Linked DNA regions of Homo sapiens: region 1 is linked to region 2. A link is a loop called in an ENCODE intact Hi-C map of the cell type or tissue named here. Cell type or tissue: heart right ventricle. All regions are shown on one strand.

What was found. A loop is a pair of places that touch in the nucleus more often than their neighbours do. Peaks named below come from ENCODE experiments on the same cell type or tissue, not always from the same donor. Only the 100,000 strongest peaks of a DNase experiment are listed, where the experiment ranks them.
Region 1: it touches region 2 in a loop (2.5-fold over the local background); 6 of 110 quality-filtered maps call a loop at or near these places.

What each region holds. Positions count from the first base shown.
Region 1 is chr18:35,393,776-35,396,275 of GRCh38, reverse strand. No RefSeq gene overlaps it. Among named protein-coding and RNA genes, the nearest start is that of ZNF396, 18 kb to the right of the region's middle. In heart right ventricle, no CTCF peak of the experiment used is centred here; no DNase peak of the experiment used is centred here.
Region 2 is chr18:35,729,385-35,731,884 of GRCh38, reverse strand. LOC105372064 (a long non-coding RNA gene) reads left to right here and starts at 1,029. Exons shown (of 5, transcript XR_935377.3): 1 at 1,029-1,203. In heart right ventricle, no CTCF peak of the experiment used is centred here; a DNase peak (open chromatin) is centred at 995; H3K4me3 peaks cover 738 bases; H3K27ac peaks cover 677 bases.

The DNA of each region.
Region 1 (2,500 bases), 340 kb after region 2:
ATGATATAAGGTAAGGGTCTATATCATTTTTTAGTATACTTTCCTATTACAGAACACTCCAACTTTCCTTTTAGAGAACTAACAGGGTAAGGGGGACAGATACCACACACAGGAGTCAGAGGAAACCTTCCTTGAAGTGGGGGTGAATTATAATGCTTTTGTGCAAAATTACAGGCCACTTTTGAATCACCTAGGCTGTTCAGGAAATCTCAGTGCTTTCGTATGATTTGAGGTGGTCCTGGATAGGGAGACTTCCTGCTGTTTTGTAAGTGGCAAATAAATATCTTCTCTGGAGGAAGGTACCATCATCCTCATCTCAAATTATTTCTACAAGTAACTTCAGTTATAGTCAAAAGTCACAAAACATGTAAGAAAACTAGAATCCTTGAGAAAGAAACAGCAAATGCAACAATTTCAGATGCTAAAAATATCAGATACAGACTACAAAACAATTATATATACTATGGTTTTTAAGAAAGACAATTCAACAAAAGAAAATTAATAAATGTAATTACACCATATCAATAGAATAAAAAGCAAAACCCACATGACCATCTCAATAGACACACAAAAAAATTCACCAAAAATTCAATATCCTTTCATGAGAAAAACAAACCTAGAAATTGAAGGGAACTTCCTTAACCTAATATAGAGCATTTATGAAAACCCATAGCTGGCCAGGCGCGGGGATGAAAAACCCGCACCTGGCCAGCTATGGGCCACACTTTTCATCCCAGCACTTTGGGAGGCCAAGGCGGGTGGATTGCTTGAAATCAGGAGTTTGAGACCAGCCTGGGCAACGTGGTGAAACCCCATCTCTACAACACAAAAGTTAGCCAGCCATGGGGGTGTGCACATTTGGGCTCAGCTACTCGGGAACCTGAGGTGGGAGGATCACCTGAGCCTGAGGAGGTCAAGGCTGCAATGAGCCATGATTGGGCCACTGTACTCCAGCCTGGGCAACCGAGTGAGACCTTGACTCAAAAAAACAACAACAACAAAACTCTCATAGCTAACATCACACTAAATGGTAAAAAATGGAAAATTTTCCCCCTAAAATCAGGAATAAGACAAAGATGTTCATTTTCACCACACCTATTCGATATTGTACCGCAGGTTCTAGCCAGGGAAATTGGGCAAGAAAATGAAATAAAAAGCACCCTGATTGGAAAGGAAGAAGTAAAGCTATCTTTATTTTCCAATGATATGAATAATACAAAGAACATTCTACCGGCCTGGGCAACAAAGCAAAAGTCGTCGCTACACAAAAATTAAAAAATTAGCCAGGCATCATGGCACATGCCTGTAGTACCCCCTACTCAGGAGACTGAGATGGGAGGACTGTTTGAAGCTGGGAAGTCAAGGCTGCAGTGAGCTGTGATTGTGTTACTGCATTCCAGCCTGGGCAACAGAGCAAGATCCTGTTCCTAAAAATAAGAAAAGAAAAATTCTAAAGAAGCCACCACCCGCCTCGGCCTCCCAAAGTGCTGGGATTAGAGGTGTGAGCCACCGGAAGGCAGGTGGATCACCTGAGGTCAGGAGTTTGAGACCAGCCTGGCCAACATGGTGAAACCCCGTCTCTACTAAAAATACAAAAAATTAGCTGAGCGTGGTGGTCCATGCCTGTAATCTCAGCTACTCAGGAGGCTGAAGCAGGAGAATCACTTGAACCTGGGAGGCATAGATTGCAGTGAGCCGAGATTGCGCCATTGTATACCAGCCTGGGAGACAAGAGTGAAACTCCATCTCAAAAAAAAAAAAAGAAAAAAAAAAGAAACCACCAAAGGAACTATTAGAACTAATAAATAATAAACAATTTCAGCAATGTTGCTGAACCCTTGTAATTGATACAAGATCAATATACAAAAATCAACTGTATTTCTATACAGCATCAATGAGTAATCCAAAAATAACATTAGGCATTCCATTTACAATAGCCTCAAAAATAATGAAATACTTAGGAATAAATTTAACAAAATAAGTCTGAAGGCTTGTATACTGAAAACTACAAAACACTGTTGACAGAAATTAAAAAGACTTTAAAAAACAGAGAGGCATTCTATGTCCATGGATTGGAAAACATACGATATTAAGGTGGCAATACTCCCCCAACTGATCTACAGATTCAGCACAATGCCTATCAAAATCACTGCTGCCTGTTTTAGAAAAACTGACAAGCTGATTCCAAAATTCATGTGGAAATGCAAGGGACCCAGAATAACCAAAACAATCTTGGAAAAGAATGAAGTTGGAGAATTTACACTTCTTGATTTCAAAACTTACCACAAATTTGCAGTAATCAAAACTATGTGGTACTGGCATAAGGACAGATACATTGATCAACAGAATGACATTGAAAGTCCAGAAATAAATTCATATGTTTATGGTCAACTGATTTTTGACAAAGGTGCCAAAACAATACAATGGGACAGAATGGGTTTTTCAACAAATGGTTCTGGGACAACTGGATTGCCACATGAAAAAGGATGAAGTTGCACCC
Region 2 (2,500 bases):
GTCCAGCTTATTTGTTTCCTACTTTTGCTGGTGCTTTTGGTTTCATGTCTATGAAGTCATTGTCTAATCCAAGGTCATGAAGATCATGCATGTTTCCTTCTAAGAGTTTTATGGTTTTAGCTCTTATATTTATGTCTTTGATTCATTTTGAGTTACTTTTTACATATGGTGTGATGTAGGGGTCCACCTTCCTTTTGCAGGCAGATACCCAGTTGTCCCACCACCATTTGTTGAAAAGACTATTATTCCATTGTATTTTCTTTGTACTCTTGTTGAAAATCAATTGACCTAAATATAAAGGTTATTTCTAGACTCTGAATTCTGTTCAGTTGATCTATATGACTATCCTCACACCATGTCCCACTCCCTCCCTTCACCCCTCTATAGGAACTACAGTGCAATGTTGGCTTTCTCTATTATTGTAGCTTTGTAGTAAGACCGTAAATCTTAGGGTGTGAGTACTCCAATGTTGTTCTTTTTTTTCAAAATTGTTTTGACTCTTCTGTGTACATTGATTTTCCGTATAGATTTTAGAATCAGCTTGTCAAGTTACGCAAAAAAAAAAAAAAAAAAAAAAAAGACACTTGAGATTTTGATAGGGATTGTACTAAATTTTCAGATCTGGGGAGTGTAAAGAACATGGCTGTGCTTTGGTCATGGATAGGCTGAGGTAAACATCTAGAGTGACTCAGTGAGTTTACAGCACAGGCATATAACTCCACTTGTTATCTTAGCCATGTAGCCATAACATAAGAAGGCTCATCATTTGGCTCTAAGCCACTATTGTCTGTAAAAGGTATTACTGACCTGCTGACACTGTACAGGTGCGCTTGTGCCCAGAGAAGGAGAGAGAGAGCCAGAGCTGTCCGTCTTTGCAGATGGACAGGAGGGAGCCAGAACACAGCTCTGCTCACTTGTACCCACAGAGAGAGAGAAAGAGTTAAGCTGCTGACCCTGAAGGGAGAGCCAGCCATGCAGCTGTGTGTGGGAGCCGCCGGGCTAAGCAGCCAAGACAAGGCGAACAGTGTGACAGAGCTAGTGTGAGTGAGCTGCTGCTAAGAGAGTTACTGAATAAAACAACCTTTCACCTGCCTACAGCCCCCGCAGCGTTCTTTCAGCTATCTGCTCGTCCATCCACTCGCTTCGGACCTCAGCATGAGCTGGAACCTGACTCCAAACAGGACAGAGAGTAGTACCATTGTTGTGAGTTCTATTATTATGTTTTGTTTTATTTTTTCTAATTTGGTCTTGGGGTCTCTTTCTTGACAGTGGCTATAAGCTAAGATAGCCACCCTCTAAGAGAGCCCTGACTGGGGGGATAATTAGGTTCAAGTGTGTCTGTCAGGTGAGACACAATGAGAAAGTGAAACCAAAGTTTGTGAAACAGAAGAAATTTATTACTCACAGGTCCCAGAGAGGTTAGGGGTGCCTATGAGGTGTTGGGACATCTGGAGCCAACAAGAGGTGTAGTGCAGAAGGGGGCAGGCGGGGAGGGTGAGAGAGGAGAAAGTGGGAAGGGGGACTCGTGGTACTATACCTTCATTAAGTTCCATAGGCATTAACCTTTAGGCTTTCTCTCAGGAGTTGTAGACTGATTAGTTAACAAAAACCTGCTGAATGGGGAACTTATTTTTGTGACTCTGGTGTTGACCATTAGGATTTATTGTAGCCAGCAGCTGTGAGCTGTGTTGGGTTTTTGAGTCAGTAGGATGAGGAAAAAGCAGGCTGTACTGGAAACGACCACAAAGGGAGGAGAAATTTTAAAAGCCAAAGGTGATGGAGTACAACTGGGTTTCAAATAACTTACATCAGACCTAAAAATGGATGCTGAGATGCCAAGTATATTAAACAAACTTAAAACAAGCATCTTAATATTAGGCTTTTTGATTCATCAATGTGTGTTTATTTAGATCTTCTTTAATTTCTTTCAGTGATGTTTTTGTTCTCAGCATGTAAGTCTTACACTTTTTTTGGGTTTTTTTTTCTTCAACTTTTATTACAGGTTCAGGGGTACATATGCAATTTTGTTACAAACGTATATTGTGTGATGCTGAGGTTTGGAGTAAATGAATCTATCTCTGAGGGGGTGAGCATAGTACCCAATAGATAGTTTTTCAGCCCTTGCCTCCCTCCCTCCCTCTCACCTCTTGTATTTCCCAATATCTATTGCTCTCATCTTTCTGTCCATGTGTACTTGTTGTGCATTCCCACTTATAAGTGAGAACATGTAGATTTGGTTTTCTGTTTCTGCAGTAGTTTGCTTAGGATAATGGCCTCCACCTTCATCCAATGTTGCTACAAAGGACTTGATTTTGCTCCTTTTTATGGCTGCATAGTATTCCATGGTGTATATGTACCATATTTTCTTTACTCAATCCAGAGTTGATAGGCACCTGGGTTGAATCCATGTCTTTGCTTTTGTGAACCATGCTGCAATGAACATACAGGTACACTTATTTTTTTGGTAGAACAGTTTACTTTCTTTTGACTGTATACCCAG